Regions from separate parts of the Homo sapiens genome. Here region 2 is linked to region 1. A link is an interaction called in ENCODE POLR2A ChIA-PET data of the cell type or tissue named here. Cell type or tissue: OCI-LY7. All regions are shown on one strand. Links, peaks and the distances in the headings refer to the core of each region. The heading gives the core; the rest is flanking DNA.

Region 1 (17,524 bases), core at 5,746-8,245:
ATCAATGTTGTGCCACGTTTCCAGAATTTTCTCTAATGAGTAGGTCATACCAGTGGAGAATCATTGGTCTAGGTGATCTCCTCTGGTCCTGCGGATTTATTAATACATTCACTGTCTTCAAAACTATTTATTCAGGCTTATCCTCTCTGCTGAATATGCACATTTATACGTGATGTTTCGATTTACACCATTAACTGGCATCTCAATATTTATTTATTTATTTTTATTTTGTGTATTTATTTATGTTTTGAGATGGAGTCTTGCTCTGTCGCCCAGGCTGGAGTACAGTGGTGTGATCTCGGCTCACTGCAACCTCTGCCTCCCAGGTTCAATCAAGTGACTCTCCTGCCTCAGCCTCCCGAGTAGCTGGGATTACAGGCATGCGCCATCACGCCTGGCTAATTTTTGTATTTTTAGTAGAGACAGGATTTCACCATGTTGGTCAGGCTGGTCTCGAACTCCTGACCTCATGATCCGCCCGCCTTGGCCTCCCAAAGTGCTGGGATTACAGACGTGAGCCACCGCACCCAGCCTCAAAATTTACATGTCAAAACCAAAACCTTGAATCTATTCCCCAACAGATACACCCCCATCCTTCTCTTCTCCCAGATTTATTTTAGCTTAGTATGTGGCAATTTAATTCTTCTACTTTGTTCAGGCCAACAATATTAGACTAATTCCTGAGACCTCTCTTTTTCTCATGCCCCATATCTGATCTATCAGTCAATTTAGTTGGCTCTACTTTCAAAATGCGTTCCAATTTGACCACTTTTTATAATCACTGCCATCATTATCACTACCACCCTGGTCCCAGCTATTGTCATCTCTCCCCAAATGGTTACAACAGCCTCCAAAATGGTCTCTATGCTTCGACTCTGGTCTCTACTTTCTATTTGCAACATGCCAGCCAGTGTGACTTTTTTTTTTTTTTTAAAAAGACTGGATCTCGGCCAGGCAGGGTGGCTCACGCCTGTAATCCCAGCACTTTGGGAGGCTGAGCAGGGGTGGATCACGTGAGGTAAGGAGTTCGAGAACAGCCTGGCCAACATGGTGAAACCCCATCTCTACTAAAAATACAAAAAATTAGTCAGGTGTGGTGGCAAGCGCCTGTAATCTCAGCTACTTGAGGGGCTGAGGCAAGGAGAATTGCTTGAACCTGGGAGGCAGAGGTTGCAGTGAGCCCAAGATCACGCCACTGCACTCCAGCCTGGGTGACAGAGCGAGACTCTGTCTCAAAAACAAACAAAAATACCACAGACTGGGTGGTTTAAACAACAGAAATTTATTTCCTCACAGTTCTGGAAACTGGAGGTCTAGGATCCAGGTGTCAGCAGGTTTGGTTTGCTCCCGAGGCCTCTCCTCTTGGTCTCAACTTCCTCACCTCAAGTGATCCGCCCTCTTTGGCCTCCCAAAGTGCTGTGACTACAGGTGTGAGTCACTGCACCAAGCCCAAATTTCCTCTCATAAGGACACCAGTTAGATTGGGTTAGGGCCCATCATAATGGGCTCATTTTAACGTAATTACCTCTTTAAACATCCTGTCTCCAAATATAGTCTTAATCTGAGGAACTGGGGAACTGGGGGTTAGGATTTCAACATAGAAATTTTGAGGGAATGCAGTTCAGCCATAACCACCTTTATTTATATAAGGAATAGGTGTTCACGGGTCAAACCAAGGGAAGGGCTGCTTATTCTCACGGCCCAATAACGAGATGCAGATGAATTGGGAAAGGAGGGAGTTTATTTCTGTAACTGGGTACAGGGAGAAGGCCTGGAAAATATCAACAGACGAACTCAAAATTACAGAGTTTCCAGAGCTTATGCACCTTCTAAGCTATATGTCTACGTGTAAGTGTGCATTCATCTAAAGACGTGAGTGATTAACTTCTCCTGTAACTGAGATCTGAGTCCTGAAGACCTTCCTCTGGAGCCTCAGTAAATTTATTTAATCTAAATGGCTCCCGGTGCTGGGGTGATTACCCTTATCTTGTCTCCTGCTAAATCATGGAGGTTTGGGGAGTTCCTTCAGACTCTCAGTAAACTTATTCGTGGAGGTCTGGGGAGTTTCTTCAGACCCCTAATGAAACTTATTTAATCCTAAATAAGTCCTGTTAAGAATTGCTTCATTGGCCGGGTGGTGGCTCACACCTGTAATCCCAGCACTTTGGGAGGCTGAGATGGGCAGATCACGAGGTCAGGAGATCGAGACCATCCTGGCTAACACGGTGAAACCCCGTCTCTACTAAAAATACAAAAAATTAGCCAGGCATGGTGGCGGGCGCCTGTAGTCCCAGCTACTCGGGAGGCTGAGGCAGGAGAATGGCATGAACCCGGGAGGCAGAGCATGCAGTGAGCTGAGATCATGCCACTGCACTCCAGCCTGGGAGACAGAGCGAGAGTCCGTCTCAGAAAAAAAAAAAAGAATTGCTTAATTATCTTGTCATGCTTCAAGGCTCAGGAAAGTCCTGGGCAAAACTCTTGGTGAGCTTTTGTTACATTCCAGCCTTTGTATAAGGACACTGCCTCTATCAGCTTTTAATATGTAACTCAACCCCTCAGTCAGTGCTGAAACATTTGTTATGGAGGCCTGGGTTAGTGAGACCTGGTCTGCCATGTAGGTGCCTCGTATTAACTAGAGTCGTTAATATTGTTGTTTGAAAGTTAAACATAGATAAAAGAGTGTATATGAATTTCACCGACTAGCCAAAGGTATAGACCAGGGATGTCCTATCTTTTGCCTTCCCTGGGCCATACTGGCAGAAGAAGAATTATCTTGGACCACATGTAAAATATACTAACACTAATGATAGCTGATGAGCTAAAAAAAAACAAACTCATAATGTTTTAAGAAAGTTTACAAATTTGTGTTGGGGCACATTCAAAGCCATCCTGGGCTGCATGTGGCCCGTGGGCCACGGGATGGACAAGCTTGGTGTATACCATACCAGATTGTTGGCATCTCTGCCTCATTCTCACTTCCTCCTGTGCTTTCTCCTATGTTTTGGGAGCTAGAAGCCTCGGAACTATATTTCTTAGCCTCCCTAGACAGGATTCTAGCCTGTATGCTGCAAATGAGAGGTGCTTATGTGAAATTTGGATGGCAGAAGGACAGGAGAGGCCATTATAATTCTATTGGTGGTGAGTAGGCCTAGGGCTTCAGCAGATAGAGGATGAGAGATTGGGGTGCAGCTTCCAGACATCCTCCTGTGAATCACCCACTTTGATGCCTTTGGCAGATGAGATCACTTTGTGGTGGTTTCTTGTGATTTCTGTATTTCCTCATTTCCTAAATATTAGCAGATATATATTTTTTTGCTACAGGATTCTTTGCAAAATACTTCTCAAAATCGAATATTATCACTACTAAGCCTTCTTCCTCTTCATCAATTACATAGGTGTGGAAGCCCCACTGGACAGGCCAAGTTGGAATAGCCTGGTTCCCCAACCAGAAGTAGAGGCATGGAGCAGTTTTCTTTTCTTTCTTTTCTTTTTTTTTTTTTTTTAGACAGAGTATTTGCTCATATTGCCCAGGCTGGAGTGCAATGGCGCGATCTTGGCTCACCACAACCTCTGCCTCCCGGGTTCAAGCGATTCTCCTTCCTCAGCCTCCTGAGTAGCTGGGATTACAGGCATGTGACACCACGCCCAGCTAATTTTGTATTTTTAGTAGAGACAGGGTTTCTCCATGTTGGTCAGGCTGGTCTTGAACTCCCGACCTCAGGTGATCTGCCCGCCTTGGCCTCCCAAAGTGCTGGTATTATAGGTGTGAGCCACCGCACCTGGCCCGGAGCAGTTTTCATAACACCCTCTGGGCTTAGGTTTTCACACTCTTCCCAAGGAAACTGCAACAGGTGGTTGGTTGCAGGACATACAGGGTGACGGAACAAGCATTGAACTTAGGATCAGGAGACCTTAGTTCCAGGACCTACTATGTAATTGCTACATCAAGAGCAACACCTTTGACTTGTTGGGTCTTGGCCATGTGACCTGATACAGAAATACAGACTTTTACAACTATGTATATTTTCCTCTTTTCTTTTCTTTCTTTCTTTTTTTTTTTTTTTCCGAGATGGAGTTTTGCTTTTGTTGCCCAGGCTGGAGTGCCGTGGCACAATCTCGGCTCTCTGCAACCTCCGCCTCCCGGGTTCAAGTGATTCTCCTGCCTCAGCCTCCCAAGTAGCTGGGATTACAGGCATGCACCACAACACCCAGCTAATTTTTTATTTTTAGTAGAGATAGGGTTTCTCTCCATGTTGGCCAGGCTGGTCTTGAACTCCTGACCTCAGGTGATCTGCCTGCCTTGGCCTCCTAAAGTGTTGGGATTACAGGTGTGAGCCACTGTGCCCGGCCTATTTTCCTCTTTTCTTTGTTATGTATATGTTTGCATATATTAACCAAAATTTTGCCTCTCCTTTTCTTCACTACCTTATACAGGAATTATTGGTAGTGGTTAACTTTGTGACATATGAAATAGCAAGGAGGAGAAAACAAATGTGGATAATAGATAACATTTACATACTGCCTTCTATGTTTGAGTCATTATTCTGAGACAGATCCACTCATTTAACCATCATAAAAACTGTATGAGAAAGCTACTATTCAGTATTATATTCCTGTCTTTTTTTTTTTTTTCTGAGATGGAGTCTTGCTCTGTCACCCAGGCTCGAGTGCAATGGTGCGATCTTGGCTCACTGCAACCTCCGCCTCTCAGTTCAAGCAATTCTCCTGTCTCAGCCTCCTGAGTAGCTGGGATTACAGGCACGCGCCACCACACCTGGCTAATTTTTGTATTTTTAGTAGAGACGGGGTTTCACCATGTTAGTCAGGCTGGTCTCGAACTCCTGACCTCATGATCCGCCTGCCTCAGCCCCCTCCAAAGTGCTGGGATTACAGGCATGAGCCACTGCATCCGGCCTATATTCCTGTTTTATAGTTGGGGAAACAGATACTGATAAACTTACCCTGCTCACCCAAGCAGTCTATGTCCTCATTGGGGCTTTTAATTGTTAATCTAGCCAGGCATGGTGGCTCACGCCTGTAATCTCAGCACTTTGGGAGGCCAAGGCAGGTGGGTCATTTGAGGTCAGGAGTTCGAGACTAGCCTAGCCAACATGGTGAAACCCCATCTCTACTAAAAATACAAAAACTTAGCTGGGCGTGGTGGCACGCACCTGTAATCCCAGCTACTCGGAGGCTGAGATAGGAGAATAGCTTGAACCCGTGGGAAGGAGGTTTCAGTGAACCGAGATCATGGCACTGCACTCCAGCCTGGGTGACAAAGTGAGACTCCGTCTCAAAAAAAAAAAATCATTAATCTATATGGCCTCTTGTTACATGAAAACATGTGATAAATTGGTATTGACTTATAGTTTGGAAATGACTGATTTGGGATGTATTGCTCTCTATTCCAAGTTCTGTGACTCCCCAAATGAAGTAGAAACCCAGTGGGACCGGGAACTAAAGATATCAGGAATCCCGTTGTATTTCCTCCTCTCATAAGTGGCTCTTCCTCTGTCTGCACACCACCGCTCAGCTGCTCGTTCCACATGGCAGGTAGAAGAGGCCAGCCCACAGCTCCCAAGTATGTATCTCCTCCGTTCAACCTTCCCAGATTGAATTGGATACTCCTGATTCTAATTACAGATTTGTGTGTGTGTGTGTGTGTGTGTGTGTGTGTGTGTGAGAGAGAGAGAGAGAGAGAGACATCACAAGAGTGAGAGTGATATTGCTGGTCCAATCCCTGTGGCAGAGTCATCAAACACACACTTGGTATGTAGGACTGCCCACCTGGGAGTGAAGCGGGCAGACACCTCAGGAGGTGGGTGTTTTGGGTATTTTAACTCTGTTTGATCGTAGAAGTATTTAGGTCCTATACCATTGTTTTCACCCGCTGAGGGACAGTAATATGTCTCTCCTGAAGGGAAAACATCTTTCTACTCCAGGCTCGGTGGCTAGCTCAGCTATAGCAGAAATGCTCTACCATACTAGCAGCCTGAAGTCCTGGGATTAACTTACAGTTCACAAGGTACCGGCTGTGTGACTTCAGGCAATTTATATAACCTCCCTGAGTCTCTGTGTACTGATTTCGGAAGAATCAGAAAATGCAAACAATTGCAACTAGAAAAAGAAAACCACACTCTTGGCTGGGCACAGTGGCTCATGACTGTAATCCCAGCACTTTGGGAGGCCGAGGTGGGTGGATCATGAGGTCAGGAGTTCGAGACCAGCCTGGCCAACATAGTGAAACCCCCGTCTCTACTAAAAATACAAAAATTAGCCGGGCATGGTGGTGTGAGCCTATATTCCCAGCTACTCAGGAGGCTGAGTCAGGAGAATCACTTGAACCCGGGAGGCAGAGGCTGTGGTGAGCCGAGATCGTGCCACTGCACCCCAGCCTGGGCAACAGAGTGAGACTCTGTCTCAAAAATTAAATAAATAAATAAATACAATAAAAAGAAAACCTCACTCTGTGTCCCCTTCTTTCTCCCTTTCTCTAGGCTCCTTTTTATGTAATACACACAAGCACAGACTGCAGGAGTCTAGGTTTAGTTTCAAAGCTTTGGCAGTGCCTTTATGTCTTTGTGTAGAAAAGGGAGAAGCCATTTAAGAGGTACCTGACTCTTCAATAGGCTTGCTTATTATCCCCAGCAGGCCTAAGGGAGCACAGTTTTGAAAAGCCAAGGATCAAAAAAAATAAATACAACTTGTTCTGTGTTGCAAAGAGAAGTCCTAACTCCATGGCGAGGGAGGCAGCTTTGCAAATTACAAGGGTAGAGGGAGTGAGGTCACTAGGGCAGGAACAATTTGTAAAACCCAAGTGTGGAGAACTGTGTAAACCTCCAGGGGAAGGTAGGTGAGGAGGTGTTATAAAGGACTGGTGTGGGAGGGGTAAGTTCCCCTTCCTGTTCTGACAGCTGGAGGCAGCAGGGCTACCTCTACCCCACAGGGCCCCTTGGTGCAAGTTATAAACAGGTGCCCCCTCTCTGAGTGGCGCAGCTCACAGTTTGATGAGAGGAGTGTTGGCCAGGCACCATGAGCACTGCATGACTCCCAAGGCTATGCTCCATGGCCTGAGTGGCAGGCCTCATTGCAAATCAGTGGGCTGCAGAGGAACATCTGCCAACAGGCATAGATCCAAAGGGAGATGGAACAAGGGCAATGCCCAGGACTCTCCCCATCTCCAGACATGCCTTGTAGAATGAGAAGAGGAGAGACCAAGCACACAGGTTTTATGTGTAGCCCAGCTCTCTACCCTCTGAGATTACTTAAAATTGCCTCTAACCTCCAATCCCAGACCCCATGAAGGAAACCCACAGACTCTTCAAGGATCCCATGAACTCCCATGGATTCCATTCTCACATGATCCCTCTTCTTTTGGGATTCCACACATATGATCTCATTGCTTTCTCCAAGTTGTACAAATACTACTCATACTAAGCATTCATATGGGTAGCATGTATTATGAAAGATTTGGAGGTGGAGTACAGGGAGATGATGAAGGAAGTGTTTAAATTGAAGTGATGTACACTTAAACTTTGCATAAGGATCAACTCCAATCTTAATTTTTTTTTCAGTTGTCCTACTATTCTAAGGGTTTCTCACTAACCTTTAACTCTGTATCTTTTAAAATGTTCCTGGCTTCATTCTCTCCCCTTCCCATTTCCTCTTTCCTCTAGAACTGCCCTCTGTACCCCAAAGTGGTTTTCCTCTATTATGCTGAGCAATTTTGCTCTCTCCAGTTCTGAACCTCCAACTTGAATATTTGAATCCATCATGTAGGGTCTTATATTTAATGGAATCCATCCTCTGTAATACATATGATACAGCTATAAAAACCTAAGGAAAAAAACGTTGGCTTTATTCAACCATGCAACTTGCCTGGGAACCTCCTCAGTTATGTGATTTTTTTTTTCTTTTTCTTTTGAGATGGAGTCTCGCTCTGTCACCCAGGCTGGAGTGCAGTGGTGCAATCTTGGCTCACTGCAGCCTCTGCCTCTTGGGTTCAAGAGATTCTCCTGCCTCAGCCTCCCAAGTAGCTGGGATTACAGGTGCACGCCACCACAGCCAGCTAATTTTTGTATTTTTACCAGAGACGGGGTTTCACCATGTTGGCTAGGCTGGTCTTGAACTCCTGACCTCTCAGGTGATCCGCTTGCCTCGGCCTCCCAAAGTGCTGGGATTACAGGTGTGAGCCATGGTGCCCAGCCAGTTATGTGATAATTAATAAGTAGGAGGGAAGCACAGAATATTAGGTAAAATTAGAAGCAGAGTGACTTTTAGCCAGACTGGAAACTTGAGTTATCACATGGACTTCCACACTGCTGGGAAATATATAATGTTCTGTGTACCTGTTTAATCATTAATATATTGATATTTTATTAACTTGATCTCTAAGTAGAAACTTTACAAGCTGGGCGCAATGGCTCACACCTGTAATCCCAGCACTTTGGGAGGCCAAGGTCGGTGGATCACGAGATCAGGAGTTCAAGACCGGCCTGGCCAAGATGGTGAAACCTTGTCTCTACTAAAAATACAAAAAAAAAAAAAAATTAGCCGGGCGTGGTGGCAGGCGCCTGTAATCCCGAGGCTGAGGCAGGAGAATCGCTTGAACTCAGAGGGCGGAGGTTGCAGTGAGCCGAGATTGCGCCACTGCACTCCAGCCTGGGCAACAGAGTGAGACTCTGTCTCAAAAAAAAAAAAAAAAAAAAAAGAAAGAAAGAAACTTTACAAAATCTTCAGTTTGCCAGTCCCTGAAGTATGGAGGAGATGAAGTTGAGTTTTGTGGATCTGAAGATTATATCGTTTTGGCAGGTGCTTTTTTATGGTTAGTCTTAAACATAAAAAAAATTACTGAAGGCATACTTCAGTAAATCTTTAAGGTCCTGCTTTAGAGATGATGAAGGGGAGGCTATTGTTAGCACCTGGGAGGTACTAATGCTGGTTAAGTCGCTTTGTACAATTTTGCCTAAGACTGGAACTACTTAAGTAACTACAAATCCTGGGATTACAGGCACGTGCCACCATACCTGGCTAATTTTTGTATTTTTAGTACAGACGGGGTTTCACCATGTTGGCCAGGATGGTCTTGAGCTTCTGACCTCAGGTGATATGTCTGCCTCGGCCTCCCAAATTGCTGGGATTACAGGCGTGAGCCACTGTACCTAGCCAGTTTTTTGTTTGTTTGTTTTGAGATGCAGTCTTGCTCTGTCGCCCAGGCTGGAGCGCAGTGGCACAATCTCAGCTCACTGCTGCAACCTCCACCTCCCGGGCTCAAGCGATTCTCCTTCCTGCCTCAGCCTCCCAAGTAGCTGGGATTACAGGTGCCTGCCACCATGCCTGGGTAATTTTTTGTATTTTTAGTAGAGATGGGGTTTTGTCATGTTGGCCAGTCTTGTCTCAAACTCCTGACCTCAAGTGATCTGCCCACCTTGGCCTCTCAAAGTGCTGGGATTATAGGCATGACACTGTGCCCAGCCACTTCTAGTTAAGTTCAATAAGCCAAGTTCAGTTTAATAAGCTGCGTTCCAAGAAGTTGAAATGCGTCATGCCCAGATTTCAGTGGTTCACAGCCCATATCTTCAGTGGCAGAGAGACAAGACCAAGTGGAACTATCTATTGCAAACTGGTGTCCGTGTTGTTCTGTGAAGAAGGGATGATCAAGTGAATATGCAGTTTCACCATCAAGATATTTAGGAACATCTTTCCCAATGGGGTTTCACTGATATCCATGCAGCCAGCAATCTGTCAGAATTCTTAGGAAGGACTCAGAGCAGTGTTTGCTGTGTTAAGAGTATGAATCCTCTCCCTCTCCCTCTCCCTCTCCCTCTCCCTCTCCCCCTCCCCCTCCCCCTCCCCTTTCCACGGTCTCCCTCTCATGCGGAGCCGAAGCTGGACTGTACTGCTGCCATCTCGGCTCACTGCAACCTCCCTGCCTGATTCTCCTGCCTCAGCCTGCCGAGTGCCTGCGATTGCAGGCACGCGCCGCCACGCCTGACTGGTCTTGGTGGAGACGGGGTTTCGCTGTGTTGGCCGGGCCGGTCTCCAGCCCCTAACCGAGAGTGATCCGCCAGCCTTGGCCTCCCGAGGTGCCGGGATTGCAGACGGAGTCTCGTTCACTCAGTGCTCAATGGTGCCCAGGCTGGAGTGCAGTGTTGTGATCTCCGCTCGCTACAACCTCCACCTCCCAGCCGCCTGCCTTGGCCTCCCAGGGTGCCGAGATTGCAGCCTCTGCCCGGCCGCCACCCCGTCTGGGAAGTGAGGAGTGTCTCTGCCTGGCCGCCCATCGTCTGGGATGTGAGGAGCCCCTCTGCCTGGCTGCCCAGTCTGGAAAGTGAGGAGCGTCTGCGCCCGGCCGCCATCCCATCTAGGAAGTGAGGAGCGCCTCTTCCCAGCCGCCATCACATCTAGGAAGTGAGGAGCGTCTCTGCCCGGCCGCCCATCGTCTGAGATGTGGGGAGCGCCTCTGCCCCGCCGCCCCATCTGGGATGTGAGGAGCGCCTCTGCCCGGCCGAGACCCCGTCTGGGAGGTGAGGAGCGTCTCTGCCCGGCCGCCCCGTCTGAGAAGTGAGGAGACCCTCTGCCTGGCAACCACCCCGTCTGAGAAGTGAGGAGCCCCTCCGCCCGGCAGCTGCCCCGTCTGAGAAGTGAGGAGCCTCTCCGCCCGGCAGCCACCCCATCTGGGAAGTGAGGAGCGTCTCCGCCCGGCAGCCGCCCCATCCGGGAGGGAGGTGGGGGGTCAGCCCCCCCACCCGGCCAGCCGTGCCGTCCGGGAGGGAGGTGGGGGGGTCAGCCCCCCGCCCGGCCAGCCGCCCCGTCCGGGAGGTGAGGGGCGCCTCTGCCCGGCCGCCCCTACTGGGAAGTGAGGAGCCCCTCAGCCCGGCCACCACCCCGTCTGGGAGGTGTGCCCAACAGCTCATTGAGAACGGGCCAGGATGACAATGGCGGCTTTGTGGAATAGAAAGGCGGGAAAGGTGGGGAAAAGATGGAGAAATCGGATGGTTGCCGTGTCTGTGTAGAAAGAAGTAGACATGGGAGACTTTTCATTTTGTTCTGCACTAAGAAAAATTCTTCTGCCTTGGGATCCTGTTGATCTGTGACCTTACCCCAACCCTGTGCTCTCTGAAACATGTGCTGTGTCCACTCAGGGTTAAATGGATTAAGGGCGGTGCAAGATGTGCTTTGTTAAACAGATGCTTGAAGGCAGCATGCTCGTTAAGAGTCATCACCAATCCCTAATCTCAAGTAATCAGGGACACAAACACTGCGGAAGGCCGCAGGGTCCTCTGCCTAGGAAAACAAAGGTTCACTTGTTTATCTGCTGACCTTCCCTCCACTATTGTCCCATGACCCTGCCAAATCCCCCTCTGTGAGAAACACCCAAGAATTATCAATAAAAAAATAAATTAAAAAAAAAAAAAAAAAAAGAGTATGAATGCTGAGGCCGGGTGCAGTGGCTCACGCTTGTAATCCCAGCACTTTGGGAGGCTGAGGTGGGCAGAACACCTGAGGTTGGGAGTTTGAGACCAGTCTGGCCAACATGGTGAAAACCCGTCTCTACTAAAAACACAAAAATTAGCCAGGTGTGGTGGTGCATGCCTGTAATCCCAGCTACTTGGGAGGCTGAGGCATGAGAATTGCTTGAACCTGGTAGGCAGAGGTTGCGGTGAGCTGAAATGGCGCCACCGCACTCCAGCCTGGGCAACAGAGTGAGACTCTGTCTCAAAAAAAAAAAAAGTATATGGATGCTGATGACATGAGATGGTTAGGACAGAAGATTTCTCATCCCGTAAGCAACCTGATAACCTCGTACCAGCCAAATGGAAGGCCACAGGAGCTTTGCATTTGCTGCTCCCTTCCCCTAGTTCTTCATGTCTCCTATTCCTGGTAATTGTCATAAAACCTAGGAAGAGGAACTGAAAGCTTGCTTTCAAACAGGTGGAGTCCTTTAAGAAAAAGAATACAACCGGGCACGGTGGCTCACGCCTGTAATCCCAGCACTTTGGGAGGCCGAGGCAGGTGGATCATCTGAGGTCAGGAGTTCGAGACCAGCCTGGCCAACATGGTGAAACCCCATCTCTACTAAAAAATACAAAAATTAGCCAGGCGTGTTGGCAGGCGCCTTAATCCCAGCTACTTGGGAGGCAGAGACAGGAGAATCATTTGAACTCGGGAGGCAGAGGTTGCAGTGAGCCAAGATAAAGCCATTGCACTCAAACCTGGGGGACAAGAGCAAGACTTCTCTCAAAAAAGAAGAGAAAAGAAAAAGAATACAAAAGTATGAATACAAAATTAGGTACAAGTTCTTGGAAAAGTGTTTTGCAAGTAAGGGTTCTTAAATTTTAAGCTTCCTTAGCTTCATGGTAAATATGCCTCTAAGCCTGCCTGAGATTTGGGAAACTTCTTTCTGCCTGCTTTATTTCTGGCCATCAGTCCTTCTGGAAGGCAATGTGGAAAAGGACCAAATTCCACCATATTAATTACTGCTGAATGGGTAGCATAACATCAGAGCAGGAAGCCTGGATCATCACAGAAACCAGCCTTTCACTAGCTCATTAAAGGTCAACTTTGAAATGAGAGAAACAAGTAGAAATAGCAAGAATCTATCCGGAAAACATCCGGGTTATTATGACTATTTTCTCAGCATTATGCTGATTGTTCAGAGGTTGTTTGTACTGTATTATGAAGTGTGGAAAAGAGCCAAGATGATTAGGCCAACCTCTGTTATTTATAAGTTCCCTTGGCAGTAAGATCTCCCTCCTTTTTTTAAAAAAAAAAATTAATTTGCTAGGGATGGAATATCACACCATTTTTAATGAGATGGCCCCTGGCTTGCTATAGTATAGCCAGGGATGACACAGAAGCTATGTTTTCCAGCTATCTTTTTTTTTTTTTGAGATGGAGTCTCGCTCTGTCACCCAGGCTAGATTGCAGTGGCTGATTTTGGCTCACTGCAACCTCGGCCTCCAGGGTTTAAGCAATTCTTCTGTCTCAGCCTCCTGAGTAGCTGGGATTACAGGCGCTGGCCATCACACCCAACTAAATTTCATATTTTTAGTAGAGACAAGGTTTTGCCATGTTGGCCAGGCTGGAAGCTGTCTTTTAAATTGACCTGTGACTATATATCTGATGTGATCTGATTTGTATTTTGAAAAGTTCCCCTAGCTGTTGTGTGGAGAGCTGATAGTGGGGACAAGAGTAAAAGCAGGCAAATGAGTTAAGGGGGTATTGCAGTGGTGTAGGCAGGAGATGATGTGGGTTTAGCGTTGGTAGGTGGGACTTCTGATAAGTGGTTGGATCCTGGATATCTTTTGAAGGGAGAGACAACAGGACTGCTAAAGAATTGAACGTGAGGTGGGTGGGGTGGGGGTTGAGAGATGGGAGGAAAAGAGGATTGAAGGTTGCTTCCTAGAGTTTGGCCTGACCTAGTAGATGAAATTACAGAAAAAAGGAAGATGGCTGGGCGCAGTGGCTCATGCCTGTGATCCCAGCCCTTTGGGAGGCCGAGACGGGAGGATCACTTGAGGTCAGGAGTTCGAGACCAGCCTGGCTAACATGGTAAAACCCCATCTCTACTAAAAATACAAAAAATTAGCTGAGTGTGGTGGCACACGGCTGTAATCCTAGCTACTCGGGAGGCTGAGGTAGGAGAATCGCTTGAACCCAGGAGGTGGAGGTTGCAGTGAGCCAAGATTGTGCCATTTCACTCTAGCCTGGGCGACAAGAGCAAAACTCCATCTCAAAAAAAAAAAAAAAAAAGAGAAAGAATAAAGAAAAATGGAAGATGAGGGTAAACACATGTTTGAAAAAGACAATTGAGAATTCTTTTTTTTTAAAGTGAAATAGTTTACTAAATTGATTGAGTCTAATTCAAGAATTCTTTTTTGATCATGAAATTGACCAGGTCTATGACTCCACAGTCTAAGGGATACCTATTCTAAACAATGTAAATTTTCAAGTCAATCACTAAAATAGTCATCAATTAAATACTAAGCTCTATAAATGCCAATGCAAATGATATATTCACAGAAATAAATTTTATTTCTATTACCCTGACATAGAGAAAGCCATGTCGAGTCAGTGTTATAACTAGGTCAGCATAACCAAATTCCACTTCCTCTGGAGACTTTCAAGGCTTAAAAATAACATATAAGAAGAAGTAAAACTCAAATAACCACTGTATTTGTGGGCCAAGCAATAATATGTAAAATGCAACTCTTGAGGTTTCATTATCAACAGTAGACAATTCTGAATGATAATCTTAAATGGGCAAGTCTGATATATCTTCATTAATCAATTAATTTCTTTATTTTTGTAACTATCTCATATGCAAGCAAAAAATGCACTCAACTCCTTCCAAAAGGAGACAATTCATGTCCGGTTATGGCATTCATCCCTTCCCTGGTTACATTCATTCATTCAACACACATGTAATGAATGCCTACTATGTACCAGCCACAGTGCTAGTTTATGGGAACACAATTATGAGCAAGACAATCTATGAAGCTCGTAGTCTAGTTGGAGAGACAGAAAAGTAAACACACAGAACATTCAATTCAACATCTGCTGACTATATAATCTGAAGATGTTCTTGTAATAAATATTTAGAAATGCTGGCCAGACTGGGCACAGTGGCTCACGTCTGTAATCCCAACACCTGGGGAGGCCAAGGCGGGTGGATCGCCTGAGGTCACGAGTTTGAGACCAGCCTGGCCAATATGGCGAAACCCCTTCTCTACTAAAAATACAAAAATTAGCCGGATGTGGTGGCAGGTGCCTGTAATCTCAGCTACTTGGGAGGCTGAGGCAGGAGAGTTGGTTGAACCTGGGAGGTGGAGGTTGTGGTGAGCTGAGATGGCGCCACTGCACTCCAGCCTGGGCTACAAGAGTGAGACTCCACCTCAAAAAAAAAAAAAAAAAAAAAAAAAAGAAAGAAAGAAAGAAAAAGAAATGCTGGCCAAAATTTAAAGAAATGTAGAATGAAGTTGGAAGAAAAAAAACATCTCCAGGGTCCAGAGTGAAGAAAGAGCTGAAACCAGACAGATAAATAGTTTACTAAAGTGATAGAAACTGATCAACTTAGAGCAGAAGATGTAGCTATGCTGGGGAAGGGCTATAATTCCAACAATCTAAAATATTCTAGGATATACCTAATATGGGAGGGGACTACACAAAGGCATGGATCAAGAGGTGAGAGTCATTTGGTGCTACCTTGAAGGCTGAGTTCCACAACCTACCTGGCAAAGCGCTAAACCAACTGATGTGCTGGCCAATCAATGGCAAGACAATGTGATTGGGTGGGGGATGAGAGAAGTCATAAGTACCATGATCAGTTCCATGAATGAGGACTGTAGCTTCTACCAGTATTCCTTCCTTGCTGTGTCATGGATATTTTTTCTCCTTTATTGAGGTATAACTTACTTATAGTAATATGCAGAAAGTCAGATATATTTTTAAAGTAATTTTCTTTCTCTTTTCTCTTAGAATCGTGTGGTATGGGTTGATGATGGTTAAATTTGTAATTTAGTACACAAATTGTAAACTATAGAGAGGGGTCATGATGGAACTAGGAAAGAAATAAATGAACATGGGTTGTCTCCTTTTAGAAGGAGTTGAGTGTATCTTTTGTTTGCATCTGAGATAATTATGTTAGGCAGAGGCATTTAAAAAATTGTATATGGCATTTTAAAAAGTGGGAAGACGTTGCTTGGCAACCCATGGTTGGAATGCAGAGGACATCTGTTGTTTTTCTCTATCAGCATTCTACCTCTTTCTCTGGAGAACACCCCCTCCCCCACTACACACTGGTTTGGTGGGGCTGTCAATCATTGTTCAATGCCCTTCCTTAGTCAGGGGATGATACTCAATCCCAGCTAGATCAACTGGAAGTGATTTCTCTGGAAGAAAATTTTAGTGGGAGACAGGAAGACAGAAAACTTGAAGCTGATTCATTTTCGGGCAGTATCCTGAAGGGATTTCCTATGAGTTTCTGTTACCTGCATGTCCAGAACTGCCTTGATTCCTGTATATCTTGATACTTGGCTGTTCGCACGGTTCTTTTTTTTTTTTCCAAATTGTCTTTTGACTCTGTGAATTTTCACATTTTCTTTCAATAAATTCCTTTATGTTCTTTTTTAAGTTAATCAGAGTTGGCTTCTGTTGCTTGTGGCCAAATAATTTTAATTAGTACTTAATCTCTTGGCATTAGCTCAATTAAGAGGGTCCCATTGCAAAGAGGACCCAAAAATGAGATAATATTTAGTGATTCAGTATTTTCAACAAATGCATATTGCAATTTTCTCCTCAGGCATAACTCCACAGTATCTGAATTGGAAAAGGTTTTAGAAAGGGTACCAGTAATTCCTGACACATTGTATTCAGGACCACTATCTGAGGTATGGCCTCACAGGTTTTGCACTACAAAAAACTCCTGGAAGTGAAACTTACACAGGTTATGGTGTGAATGGTGCTATTGGTACTGTGCAGTGAAGTGTCCTGTTACATTCAGTCCCTATTGCTGAATTTGGCTTTTTGTGCTAGCCTCATGCAGCTTCCTCCTCTTGAATTTTCTCTCAAACCCACAGTTGAGTTCCCTGCAATCAGTCAGGGCTGTACCAGCCCATCAGATCAATTTGTATGTGTCTGAATCAGATGGTGGACAGAGATCAAGACTTTGTTTCTCAAGAAGTTCCTAGAAAATCAGTGGATATACTGAATGTAGAAAATCAGTGGATACACTGAATGTTTGTGTACTTCCCAAATTCATATGTTGAAACGGTAACCCACAGTGGCGGTATATGGAGATGAGGCCTCTAAGGAAGTAACTAAGGTTAAATGAAGTCATAAGTATGGGGCCCTATCTGATAGGATTAGTGTCCTTATAAGAGACACTAGAGGACTACCTCCACCCCTATTCATTCATGCATCGAGGAATGGCCATGTAAGAACATAAAGGTGGTTGTCTGCAAGCCAGAAAATGAGCCCCTACCAGGAACAAAATTGGTTGGCACCTTGATCTCAGGGTTTCAAGCCTCTAGAACTATAGGACAATACCTTTCTGTTGTTTAAGCCGTTCATTCTGCATTATTTTCTTATGGCAGCTTAAGCAGGCTAGACAGATTTAAATAGATATGTAGAGGTGGAGAGAAGGGTATTATTGGATTCACTCATCAAAAGCACTGACTCTGAAGTTATGTTCAATCTAGCCATCTTGCTACATAAAGAAGTGGAAATTAATTGATTGGGCATTTGTCGAGGGAAGGATAGACAGATGAATAAAAGATATGGGACAGGAAAGAACTGAATTTTGCTGTATTTTATGTTTTCTTTAACATATAATCCATTAATATCTTGTTATTGAAGCAAGGTAATTATTACACCACCAGCACCACACACACATACATAAACACATGAGCGTTAAAGTCATTAGGAAAATGCAAATTAAAACCACAATGAAATGTCACCCCACACCCACTAGGATGGCTACAATTTAAAAAAAAAAAAACAGACAATAACAAGTGTTGGAGAG
Region 2 (13,974 bases), core at 94-2,593, 270 kb after region 1:
GACTGGTAGTTCCTTAAAGAAATAGTTAAGTCTTGTTCATCATTTTATACCTAGTGCCTGGCATGTAATCAGCATATAGTTCCTATTTATTGAATGAAATAATGTGGGGTTTTTTTGTTGCTTTTTTTGTTTTGTTTTGTTTTTGTTTTTGAGCAGTGTCTTGCTCTGTCGCCCAGGCTGGAGTGCAGTCGCACGATCTTGGCTCACTGCAATCTCCACCTCCCGGGTTCAAGCGATTCTCCTACCTTAGGCTCCTGAGTAGCTGGGACTACAGGCGCGTGCCACCACACCTGGCTAATTTTTTGTATTTTTAGTAGAGACGGGGTTTCACCATGTTAGCCAGGATGGTCTCGATCTCTTGACCTCGTGATCTGCCTGCCTTGGCCTCCCAAAGTACTGGGATTACAGTCATGAGCCACTGTGCCCTGCCACTTTTATTTTTATCATCCTGATCATCATCATCATCATTTCTCTAGAACTTTTAGATCTACTAGTACCACTAAGAGAAAGATTCCTAAATTTAAAAGAATTATGATCAGCTACCATCATTGTTTCATGAGTTAAAGAAACTGGCTTTATGTAGCTGTGGTAAATGACAGAATTGTCTAGCTCATCACAAAATTTTTCTTAACAAGTATGGAATAATAAGACTAGTGTGGTTAGATCCAAATTATTAGAAACTGCACTTATTTCTTCAAGGTGATGGAAAATGGCAATGCTTCTAGAAGAGTTAAATTTTGGTATTTAGAAAAATTAATAAATGATTTGGAAAACAAAGTCTCATTGGCTTTGGGGATACACAGCTATTGCTATTAAGTAATCTTTTCAATAAAGACTTGGCTTTAGTTAATTTATCTGAGCATTGCTTCTGTTAGGGACATGTCACAAGTAGGAAATCATCCTTCAGAGACAGATGGAAGTAGAAGTGGTTAATTTAGACACTATTCTTTTTTTTTTTTTTTTAAATAGATGAAAGAGAGTTTACTTATGTATTTATATAATGGCCTTGGTCCAAAAAAGACTAAAGGGAGCTCAAAAAAGAATTATAGTAACTTTAAAAAATACATTAAACATATCCAAGATCTTAAATGTATCATTCTCCCCAAAAGCTAGTTGCTTCCAAACTTGACTTAATATTTTGCATGTTTTCCCTCCATTGCTTGGTAAGTGTATTTGCCTCTTCTTTCTGCAGTTGATGTCTGACGGCTGAGTTTTGCTGTTTTGTCAACTGACATTTCCCCTTCTGTTTCACCAGTTCCAGAGAATTGTTGAACAACTTAACAACACTACCTGAAGAAGTAATACTCAAGAGTTCTTGTTCTATACTGATTAATAGCTCCCATATTTTCTTCATCTCTGAAAAGTCTGAATTCTCTGTTTAATAATGACAAGGCAATTAGATGAGGTAGACACTATTCTCTTTCTGATGTTTGCTTCTTGGAAGTCCTTTGACTTTACCCACTACAGGGCCATAGTAAAATAATAGGAAAAGCATTTTCAATCTCCTTGGTTGTCCCTGGTAAATAGTGCCAGGAAAGATAGACAGTAGCTTGGTAATTATGGTTGGTGACCATAGGAATGGCTGTTTGTTCTAGGGGATGACAGAAATAGGGAGAATACATATATAAAGTGAGAGCTTTGTAATGTACTGTGGCTCAAACTAGAAGCAGTACTGATGGGCTAAGGTTGGGAACAGTAATAGTTAATAGTCGTCATGATTTTCACTTCATACATAGTTTTTATATGTATTGTTTGATGTTTACAACAGTGAAGTGGAAAGGATAGGCATTATTATTCCCTTCTTATGAATGAGGAAGCAAAGGCTTGGATAAATTAAAGGGTTTGCATGTTTAATTGCCAAGGGACATGCTAATAAGTAGGATAACTGGGTTTCAAACTCTGTTCTGCTGAGTCTTTAAAATGACATTGAAAAATCCATTCTTGAAACTCTAAAGACTGCAACATGAATGTGCTAAATTTATCTCTGGGGATTTTCTGGCTGCATTTATGCTTGGCAGGAAGAATATTTTGGGTAACTTTGAAACCTTGTTTTGTTTGGAAACAAGTTCATTAATTTCTATTTTGTGTTGATTAGAATTAATAGGTTTGTATGTTTTGGTCACAGAGATCAAGTGAGAAGATTAGCTTCGACTTTTTTTTTTTTTTTTTTTGCCGTAGTACTTTCTACCTGAGGGAACCTAAATAGAGTCATTGTGTGGCCATTTATGGTTGCCACTGTTCACATAAATATGACACTGCACCCAGACAGAAAATTCCAGCCTCTCTGAGACACTTTCTCTAATATCTCACAGATATCAATAAAGGGCCCACTGAAGAAATGGAATGGCTGGGGAGCAGAGTAGGTCAGGGTCGAAAAGTTTAAATTGTTGCTTCTCTAATTTTTGCATGTTTCTATGTGAGCAGTTTCACCTTCTTGAGCCTAAGTTTTCTCATCTTTAAAATGAGAAGTGGGCTGGGTACGGTGGCTCACGCCTGTATTCCCAGCACTTTGAGAGGCCGAGGTGGGGGCGGATTACCTGAGGTCAGAAGTTTGAGACCAGCCTGACCAACATGGCGAAACCCTGTCTCTACTAAAAATACAAAAATTAGCCTGGCGTGTTGGCACATGCCTGTAGTCGCAGCTACTCAGGAGGCTGAGACACAAGAATTGCTTGAACCCGGGAGGTGGAGGCTGCAGTGAGCTGAGATTGCAACACTGCACTCCAGCCTGGGTGACAGAGTGAGACTCCATCTCAAAAATAAATAAAAATAAAATAAGAAGTGTGTGGATGTTAAGCCATACCTTGTATGGTTTGTGGCAAGGACTAAGTGAGTGAGATAGCGTAAATGAAGCTCAATGCGTAGGAATTACTTAGTCATTGGGTTTCTTTGGACAAGTTACTTCAACCTCTCAGTTAAAGTAACCTTTCAGTTAAAGAGTTTCAGTTGCCTCATCTATTAAATAGAGATGATTATACCCTTTTCCCTGCCTGTTTTTCAAGACTGTAGTAGTGAAGCCAGGCATGATGACTCAATCCTGTAATCATAGCACTTCGAGAGGCTCAGGTGGGAGGATCACTTGAGCCCAGGAGTTTGAGACCAGCCTGGGAAACATAGTGATACCCCATCTTTGCAAAAAAATTTTTAAAAAATCAACTGAGTGTGGTGATGTGCACCTGCAGTTCTAGCTACTTGGAGGCTGAGGTGGGAGGGTTGCTGGAGCCCAGGAGATGGAGGCTGCAGTGAGCTGTGATCACACTGCTGTACCCCCGCCTGGTGACAGAGTGAGATCCTGTCTCAAAAAAAAAAAAAAAAAAAAAAAGAATGTAGTGAAATAATATATGTCAAAGCGCTGGAATTATTTTTTCTGGGATCATTAATTTTGCCATAGAACAACCCTGGGAGCATGCTTAGTGAAATTGTCAACATAGAGACATTGTACAGTTCACCATGCTTTGTTTTTCAGTCCCCAAAAGAAACTAAACATGCTTTGTTTTTCAGTCCCCAAAAGGTTTGCAGTATCAGTTTTCAAATGCATTTATAGATCATTCAGAATTCATATTAAAACTACCCTTGATGCTTATTTAAATACTGGACTTTTAATAATAGTTGCTGTGGCCTTTACTAAAAGCATTATAAGTCCTTAATTATACATTATTTATTAGTATTGGGAATTGGCTGAAAGAAATACCATCCCAGGTCAATTAGATCAACAACTACAGCATATGTCAGACAGTGGTACCAAAGCATGTCTTTTGGGAAAACAAGGTTTATGTCTAAGATTGAATTAGTTGTAGTAAAGTGGAAATACCTGGAGGTAGTGTTAGGGGAGCCTTTTGAAAAGCAATTTATTGGGGCTGAGTGCAGTAGCTCATGCCTGTAATCCCAGCACTTTGGGAGGCCACAGTGAGAGGACTGCTTGAGGCCAGCCTGGGCAACATAGTGAGACCCCATCTGTACAAAAAATTAAAATTAGCCAAGTATGGTGGTGCATACAGTCCTGGCTACTTGGGGGGCTGACATGGAAAGATCCTTTGAACCCAGGAGTTCAAAAATTCAGTAAGCTATGATCATAACACTGCTCCCTAGCCTGAGTGACAGAGTGAGACTCTGTCTCTTAAAAAAAGAAAACAATTTATTAAAGCAATGATTTTCAAACTTTAGTGTACATCAGGTTTACCTAGAAACTGCTGGGCCCCACTTCCAGCTTCTGATTTGGTACATCTGGGGTAGGGCCTGAGACTTTGCATTTCTAAGAAATTCCCAGATGCTGTTGCTGCTGTCCAGAGACCATATTTGAGACCCATGATATTAAACCAATCCAATGTACTGGTAACAGTCTAAAAGATGGATAGTTTAAAGTGTGGGTGAGATTGTGGGAAAACAGAAACACTGGAGTACTGCTGATGGGAGTGTAATTTGTTATAAACACTTTAGGAAATATCCTGATAATACCAAATAAAGTTGAAGTCCACCATGGATGGATCTAAGAAAATTTAGAATATAAAAAGCAAATCATAGACTGATAAGTATAATATGATGTCATTTATATACATTCTTTAAAAGCATACATAAATCACTATATTATTTGTAGATACATGTATGAAAATGGGAATTAGATTGGAAGGGTACCCATGAAATATGATAGTACCAAAACCCCTCAAACCATGAGGAACTATGTCTGAACCAGTGGGAATATTGTGCTTCTAGTCAAGGAATGTGATTGATCATTGTGTTCCTAAGCTGCTGTCCTACAGAGAGAAAAAATAAATTGATTCCTCTTGACAAATGAGTTCCACAAAGTTGTATGTGTTTTGGGCGGTAGAATTCTTAAACATGCATTCTTCTCAAATTTTGAGCTGCTTCCTAGCTCCTAATGTCCTGGTTATTTAGTGAATGTCTGTGTTCACTTTATCTGCCCAAGACCAAGACAAAGGGTGGTGCTGAGGAAGAGCCTTCTCCTGTGAAAGCCGGGCCCCTACCTCACCTCTTCCTGACCCAGCAAAGACACAGATAATCCCATTCTGTTCCCCAGTTTAGTAAGTGGACATGACTCTCCACTTCTGTGCTTTGTTCTGATGGAAAAGGACTATTTTCTTTCACAGAAAAGACAATTATGGAGCCATATTAATGTGGTTCAAATTCCATTTCTATCACTCATTAGCTGTTGGATTTCGAACAAGTTTTTTTTTTTTTTTTTTTTTTTTTTGAGACAGGGTCTCATTCTGTCACCCAGGCTGGAGTGCAGGCACGATCATGGCCCACTGCAGCCTCGACATCCCAGGCTCAAGCAATCCTTCTACCTCAGCTCCCCCGAGTAGCTGGGACCACAGAATCATGCCACCATAATTGGCTCATTTTTGTATTTCTTGTAGGGACAGGTTTCACCATGTTGTCCAGGCTGGTCTCGAATTCCTGAGCACAAGCAATCTGCCTGCCTTGGCCTCCCAAAGTGCTGGGATTACAGGCATATGCTACCATACCCAGCTGTTTAACCTTTCTAAGTTTAGTTTGTGATTTTGTTGTGGTCTTTTGACAAAAGGTTTTTTTTTGTTTTGTTTTAGAACAGCTTTATTGAGATAATTCATGTACCATACAATTCATATACCATACAATTCATCCATATATAGTGTACAGACAAAAATGTTATATTAACCACCTAAATTTAGTATCTCAATGGTTAGTACTCATCTAAATGCATAATTTATGCTAAATGTGAAATAGGTCTATTTTTTAAAAAAATATTTTATTTTGTTATTTTATTTTATTTTATTTTATTTTATTTTATTTTATTTTATTTTATTTGAGACAGGGTCTCAGTTTATTGCCTTGCTGGAGTGCAGTGTCACAATCACGGCTCACTGGAGCCTTGACTTCCCAGGCTCAGGCAATCCTGTCACCTCAGTCCCCCAAGTAGCTGGGTCTACAGGTACGCACTATCAGGCCCAGCTAATTTTTAAATTTTTTGTAGAGATGGGGTCTCAACTCACCTTGTTGCCCAGGCTGGTCTTGAATTCCTGGCCTCAAGCGATGCTTCTGTCTCAGTCTCCCAAAGTGCTGGGATTACAGGCATGAGCCACCGTACTGGCCTCTTTTGTTTTTTTAATAGAGATGATTATTTTGTCCTTTCTTTCTTTATACCATGCTTTCTCATATGATAGTTTCTAGTACTGTTCAACTGTGATCAAAGTATGCTTTGTTTTATAGCTTATTCTTCTCTTTGGAGGAATACCTTATCTCTGGAGACTTTCTGGACGGTTCTGTGGTTATGCTGGCTTTGGACCAGAATATGAGGTATGTGATTCATTAGCATGTATTTGTCATGGTATTTCTTTTAGCTTGGCAGGCTTTCCACTAAAGTTAATTTTTTGGCTTCTGCCAATGTTAAGATTTGCCTCTCTGTTTGCATAGTCCTTGGTTACCCATGCTGTATTGGCATAACATTAGTTACAATAACAAATCCCAGAATATCACAGGCTTATTTGCAATGGTTTATTTCTCAATCACGTAATAGTCCAGTGTGAGTATTTTTAGTTATCAGGTGACTTTCTTCCATGTGGTAAGCCAAGAATCCAGGCTCTTTATCTTAGGGATTTGTCTGTATGATTTAAGGTACCTTTCATATAGTGCCTGTGTAATAAAAAAGGAATTGTTTTGTTTCTCATTTACTTCTCTCAAAAGTAAACTTTTTTGAAGGCAGGGATGATATTTCAGACCTTATGTTATCCATAGAATCAAGCATATTGCTTGGGATGTAGTAAGTAAGTGCTCAGCAAATACTTGTTGATTTGTTTGCCAGTAGTTCATAAAAACTGGATTTTTGTTTTTTCTTTTGTTTAGATCACTCAGTCCCTGGTGTTTCTGCTGTTGGCTACACTTTTCAGTGCATTGACTGGTTTGCCATGGAGTCTTTATAATACTTTTGTGATAGAAGAAAAACATGGCTTCAATCAACAGGTATAATAAAGAATACAAATGTTCTCTTTTAAATGTGAAAAACTTCTGTGCTTTTGTCCTGTACTGTTTATAATTTAAACATAATTTACTATTTCAGAGTATGAATTGAGAAAAAAGGGAACTACAGATATGGTAAAGATCATAGCTGAAAGTCTTGGGGGCCGCGGTGGCTCTGGCCAGTTGCCCTGGCACTCGGGGAGGCAAGGCTACATGTTCGAGGCCAACCTGGTCAACACTGATTTTAAAAAAAAAATACTTAAGGCCAGGCCCAGTGGCTCATGCCTGTAATCCCAGCACTTTGGGAGGCTGAGGCGGGTGGATCCCAAGGTCAGGAGATCGAGGCCATCCTGGCTAACACCGTGAAACCCGTCTCTACTGAAAATACAAAAAATTAGCCGGGCTTGGTGGTGGGCGCCTGTAGTCCCAGCTACTCGAGAGGCTGAGGCAGGAGAATGGCGTGAACCCGGGAGGCAGAGCTTGCAGTGAGCTGAGATCTCGCCACTGCACTCCAGCCTGGGTGACAGCAAGACTCCGTCTCAAAAAAAAAAAAAAAAAAAAAAAAGAAAGAAAAAAAGTCTTGACTGGGTACAGTGGCTCACGCCTGTAATCCCAACACTTTGGGAGGCTAAGGCGGGAGGATCACTTGAGTTCAGGAGTTCAAGACCAGCTTGGATAGTATAGTGAGACTTCATCTCTACAAAAAAATTCTAAAAGCCAGTTGTGGTGGCATGCACCTGAAGTCCCAGCTACTTGGGAGGCTAAAGCAGGAGGATTGCTTGAGCCCAGGAGGTTGAGGCTACGGTGAGCCATCATTGTGCCACTGTACTCCAACCTGGGCAACAGAGCCAGACCTGTCTCTTAAAAAAAAAAAAGAAATTTATGTTATAAACTCCTTTAGCACTAATATCTATTGTTTTTCAGCTACTAATCATTTGTTTGTTTGCGACAGGGTCTCGTTCTGTCACCTAGGCTGGAGTGCAGTGGCAGGATCATGGCTCACTGTAGCCACGACCTTCCAGATTCAAGCAATCCTCCCACCTCAGCCTGCCTAGTATCTGGGACTATAGATGAATTATACTACACTGGGTTAATTTTTTTATTATTATTTTTAGTAGTGACAGGGTCTCACTATGTTGCCCAGGCTGGCCTGGAACTACTGGGCTCAAGCAATCCTCCCATCTAGGCCTTCCAAAGTGCTGGAATTACAGTTGTGAGCCACTGCACTCGTCCTCAGTTAATAAGGTTTAAATGAATTTTCAGCTGTAAAATGCAAGACATTTACCCATTGTCTTAAGCTGCCTAATGTCATATAATATAGTTTCACTGCATGTTAATTTTAAAAATTGCTTTAATAATGTATCCTTTGTATTTATTTATCAGTTATTTTAAAAAGCAGAACCAGTTTCTCAGTTTCTTGTGGTAATGTTTTCTTTTTGCAGACTTTGGGGTTCTTCATGAAAGATGCAATCAAGAAATTTGTTGTGACTCAGTGTATTTTGTTGCCTGTGTCTTCACTTCTACTTTACATTATTAAAATTGGGGGTGACTATTTTTTTATTTATGCCTGGCTGTTCACATTAGTTGTGTCTCTGGTGAGTAAAATCTTTATTTCGTTTTCTTTTGCAAAAGTTCCTTGGTGAGATTACTGTAATCTTCATTGGCATGTAAACAGTTCTTAAGAAGCAGCTGAAATATAAATAGGTGCTTATATACATTTCCCCCTTGGTTTCTGCTTTTGATTGTAGACACAGGAGTATTGACTGACCATAAATTTCCTTCTCCTTATGCTAACTCTTCAGGTCATAGAAACTAGTTGTTAGTCACTTTTAATGATTCAGTTGTCAGGCAGTTTTGGGTTGTGCATTTGCGAGTTGCCACCAGAATGACTAAGTGTGATAATTTAATGACTCCTGACTGACCTCCACTGCCTAAAATCATGGTTATTTTGAAGAGAAATGAGATTTAAGAGGGACAAGAGAAAGAAAGCATATACTTAACTGGCTTTCTTCTGCTTCCCTTCCCTTGCCTTTCCCTTCCACGTTAGACACTCTCTCCCTTCTTTGCCCCATCTGCTTCCCCTTCCCCTTCTATCTTTTACCCATTCTTCTTCCTTTCCTTCTCCTGTCTTCCCTTTTCTCCCCAACTGCCACCTATTCCTGCCTCTCTTCTCCTTTCCTTTTCCCTCTCACTCTTTTCCCCCTGATTTTTCCCTCCCTCACATCTCCTATTCCTCTTCTCTTTCCATACTCTCAAGTGCTTCACAACACAAACACTACAACGCAGTCAAAATGGTCTGTTCAGGGCCAGGCACAGTGGCTTATGCCTGTAATCCTGGCACTTTGGGAAGCCAAGGTGGGAGGATTGCTTAAGCCCAAGAGTTTAAGACCAGCCTGGGTAACACAGTGAGACTCTGTCTCTACAAATAATAATTTTTAAAAAACCCAAATGAAAAAACCCAAAGTGGTCTGTTCAGTGCACCCAGAAATTATCATCTATCAGCTCTTCAGCTCCACTGATGAGGTTTATTTTATTTTAGAGATAGGGCCTCCCTGTGTTGCCCAGGCTGGAGTACAGTGGCTATTTCACAGGCATGATCATAGTGCACTACAGCTTTGAGCTCCTGGGCTCAAGCAGTCCTCCTGCCTTGGCCTCCTGAGTAGCTGGGACTACAGGTGTGTGACACCATGCCCAAGCTGAGGTTTATTTTAGTCTGAATTACATAATGCTCATTGTTTCATTTTCCATTGATGGGATCAAGATCAGAAAATGGGCGCTAGTTGGATTTACAGGTATCTATTGTATGGCAAATTAAAGTAAGATGAAAAAGAGCAGAGAAAATGCTCTAAAAATGCTTAAGGAAGTGCTATTTCAACCACATTGTACAATTATGAACTACAGGTAATTAATTTTAGCTGATAAGCCAACCAAGTAACAGCACACAATCAAGTTCTACTAATTCTTTTTTGGGAAAGACTTCAGGTCTATTGTGATTACGCTAAAAGGTAGAACTGCGTGTTATGATTGACTCATGAAGCATCAGAAATCCCCAAGATAGTTTTGAAAGGACTATACTTATTACCACCTAGAGATTTTAATCACTGTTAGTAGCATTATCCTTTAAAATAAAATTCATAAGTTTACTCTGTTATCAGACTACTCATTTCAATTTAATTCATCAGACAGATATTATGCTCTTACTATCTGGTACTATTTGGGCCTGGGAATACCAGAGCAAGTAAGTTCCTTGTTCTCAAGTTTGAGGTCAACATAGTTGTTTTAATATAATTTAATCTGTATAATAAAGAATGTTTTTTCTTTAAGAACATGTTCATATGTTATTCTGACATTTACTTTTCAGGTTCTTGTCACAATCTATGCTGATTATATTGCCCCTTTATTTGACAAATTCACACCTCTGCCTGAGGGAAAGCTTAAAGAAGAAATTGAAGTAATGGCAAAGAGTATTGACTTTCCTTTGACGAAGGTGTATGTTGTGGAAGGTAAGGCTACCTGGGGATAAGAAAGTTTTATCCAAGTGGTTTGTTTTATTTGATACTTTATTCTTAAAATTTTAATAAAAGAATTAATCAGTTTTTGTTTTTTTCTTTTTAAAATTTGTTATTTAAAGGCTAGGAGTTTACCTTTTGGCTTTTTAAGATTTACAGAAATTGATAACATAGGCCAGGGATAGAAACTGGTGGCTTGATACCAAATCCTGCTCTTGTCTGCAGCTATGTTTGTTTGGTTTTACAGTATTGTTTTAAATTTTTGGCCAAGGCTTTTTCACTCTCTGTTATGTTATCTTATATATTAGACTGATTTATTCACTTCTGTTATCTGCCTAGTTCTTTTAGGTAGTTAAGTTGGACTCTTGAATAGTCAAATTCTGTTTAGTATTAGTTTGGAGGCTCTTAAACAAAGCCAGTGTTATTGGCCTTGTCTCCTCCAAGAAAATATCCAGTGTTCTGGAGGACTCACCTGAAGATTGATTACCAAAGACTGCAGTACCACTGAGTACTGCAGATTTGTTATACTCTGCTTTTTTGATGATTACTTTTGAGATTTAAGTGGTCTCTTGACCGTTACTCAAATCTTGACTTCCCATTAACACCCAGTCTATTACTTTCTTTGAGACTTTGGTAGTTGACTATTAAAGTCTCAAAGAAGACTACGGAGATGTAGAGAGAAACTGTTGTAAGGTTCTATGACTTTCAGAATTTATAAAGTCCATATAAATGAATGTAATAGTTCTGTTCCTGCCACTTACCAGTTATAGGATCTTGGACAAGTGACTTCACCCTTCTGGGTTTCAGTTGTATTTCCTCTAAGCTATGGTTTCACAAATGTTTTTTGTAAAGGGCTAGATAGTAAATATTTTAGCTTTGCGGGCCACTTGTTCTCTGTTGCAACTATTCAGTGCTACTATTATAGCGCAAAAGCAGCCATAGACAATACTAAACAAATGAGTGTGGCTGTGTTCCAATAAAACTTTATGAAAATAAATGGCAGATTGGATTTGGCCTGTGAGCTACAGTTTGCTGATCCCTGCTCTAAAATAAAATATTACCAGTGAGAAGCAGCAGTGTTAGATGAAGGAATAGAAGCAGAAACAATCACAGGGTTAGAGGAGAACAGAGATGGTCACAACTGAAAAGAATGAATCAACAGCAACTGGAAGAACATAGAAATTTCAGACATCTGGCTGGGCGCTGTGGCTCACGCCTGTAATCCCAGCACTTTGGGAGGCCAAGGCAGGCGGATCACCTGAGGTCAGGCGTTCGAGACCAGCCTGGCCAACATGGTGAAACCCTGTCTTTACTAAAATACAAAAAATTAGCTGGGCGTGGTGGTGCGTGCCTGTAATCCCAGCTACTTGGGAGGCTGAGGCAGGAGAATCGCTTGAACCTGGAGGTGGAGGTTGTGGTGAGCCAAGATCAAGCCATTGCACTCTAGCCTGGGCAACAAGAGCCAAATTCTGTCTAAAAAAAAAAAAAAAAAAAAAATATATATATATATATATATATATATATATATGTCAGACATTTAGTGGCTCCTGAGGATATACAGCCCAACTAAAGGCACGATTGGAGTAGCTTAAAAGTCTGTGGAGAAATGGTAGAATAAGCCAGTTCATACTTACTTCTTTAGCCTCTGAAATAACTACTCTTTTTTTTTTAGGTAATATTAAACTAGAAATTTAATCATTAATCAGTACAACAGAATAGTCTCTAAGCTGCTTTTACTGAAGGAGCAACCTAAGTTGCTGATCCCTTAAGTTACAATCAGATAACGTGAAATAATAGTTAATGCTATGACAGTGGAGGTAGTCAATAGAATATGTGAAATATATCGGTGCTATTTTCTTTTTATCTTTTTTTTTCCCCCTACAACATCCAGAGTATGAGAGCTATTTTCATTTTAGATAAAATAGTCAGGGAAGGCTTTATGGAAGGTTATGACCTGAGCTGGGTGTTAATGGGAAGTCAAGATTTGAGTAGGTTGGGGGCAGCATTTCAGACGTCAGGCTTCAGGGTCAAAAGGCTTGGGTTTGAATCATAGCTCTACCACAGATTACCAGTGCTGGGCTTGGTGGCTCCAGCCTGTAATCCCATCTACTGGGGAGGCTGAGGTGGAAGGTCAGGAGTTCGAGACAAACTACTTGTGTGACTTTGCGCAACTTAGCTTTGCCAAACAGCAGTTTACTCACCTATAATGTATGTTTTAATTGTTGTTAACAACAGTAACAATTCTCAAAAATATTTTGAATGAATGAATGTTGTTGCTGACAATAACAACACACATTACATATTTGTAAATTGGTAGGGAGATTGTAGTGAAAAGCCAAGAATCTTGCTCTCAAAATATTATCAGATAGCAAGTGCTATGCAGCAAATTAAACTAGTTTGGTCTGATAAGTTGATACTGTAGATTGGTCATCAGATTGAGCTGAGACCTAAAGGGAGGAGCCGCCCATTTGACGTCAATGGGAAGATGTTCAAGGACCATGAAGAAGTCCAGTGTGGCTGCACCATAGCAGGAGAGTGTTAGGAGATGAAATCTGAGACATAGGCAAGAATCAGTCCACATAGGCCTTTGTAAGTCAGGGTAAGGAGTTTGGATTTTGAGTTCAGTGGGAAGAGCCATTGAAGGCTTAGACAGGAAAGTGACATGATCTGCTTTGTGTTTTTAAAATATCCTGGGCTACTGTATGGAGAATATGTTGTAGAGACAGGCAAAAGTCTAGGTAGGACATAATGGTAGCTTAGACTAGGATAATAGTAATTAATGGAGAGAAGTGGATACATTTGGGACAAGTTTTAGGGTAGAGTTGATTGAATTTTCTAATTGATTGCATTGGGAGAATAAGGGAAAGAGTGACATCAAAGATAATGGCCTAGACTTTTGACCTGAGCAGTTAGATATATGGTAGTTTCCTGAGATGGAAAAAAATAGGAGAAGAGTAGGTTTGTGGGGAATTAAGACTTCTAATGGCTATATTACATATTGAGGAACCTACTAAACATTGTATTAGAATTCTGCAAGCAATAGAAACCAACTGTGGCTGATTTAAGCAGAAAAACTGCTTATTGAAGCACTATTTGGACCAGGCGCAGTGGCTTATGCTTGTAATCTCAGCACTTGGGGAGGCCGAGGTGGGCGGATCACTTGAGGTCAGAAATTCGAGACAAGCCTGGCCAACATGGTGAAACCCTGTCTCTACTAAAAATACAAAAAAAAAAAAAAAAAAAAAAGCCGGGCGTGGTGGCGGGCGCCTGTAGTCCCAGCTACTTGGGAGACTAAGGCAGGAGAATTGCTTGAACCCAGGAGGCGGAGGTTGCAGTGAGTCAAGATCGTGCCACTGCACTCCAGCCTGGGTGACAAAGCAAGACTCTGTCTCAAAAAACAAACAAACAAACAAACAAAACCAGTATTTGGCCAGGCGTGGTGGCTCACGCCTGTAATCCCAGCACTTTGAGAGGCTGAGGCAGGTGGATTACCTGAGGTCAAGAGTTCGAG

The links. ChIA-PET counts read pairs that join two places held together with the same protein. Peaks named below come from ENCODE experiments on the same cell type or tissue, not always from the same donor. Only the 100,000 strongest peaks of a DNase experiment are listed, where the experiment ranks them.
Region 2: POLR2A ChIA-PET joins it to region 1 with 7 read pairs; 2 of 35 experiments call an interaction of 5 or more read pairs at or near these places.

Annotation. Positions count from the first base shown.
Region 1 is chr1:39,989,223-40,006,746 of GRCh38, forward strand. No RefSeq gene overlaps it. Among named protein-coding and RNA genes, the nearest start is that of CAP1, 43 kb to the right of the region's middle. RefSeq lists a silencer at 16,414-16,473. In OCI-LY7, for the core only: a CTCF peak has its summit at 6,957; a DNase peak (open chromatin) is centred at 6,909; H3K4me3 peaks cover 883 bases; H3K27ac peaks cover 1,575 bases.
Region 2 is chr1:40,261,579-40,275,552 of GRCh38, forward strand. It overlaps ZMPSTE24 (zinc metallopeptidase STE24), which reads left to right. Exons shown (of 10, transcript NM_005857.5): 3 at 6,208-6,294; 4 at 6,841-6,957; 5 at 8,397-8,549; 6 at 10,316-10,457. Among named protein-coding and RNA genes, the nearest start is that of ZMPSTE24, 10 kb to the left of the region's middle. RefSeq lists an enhancer at 11,012-11,111. In OCI-LY7, for the core only: no CTCF peak of the experiment used is centred there; no DNase peak of the experiment used is centred there.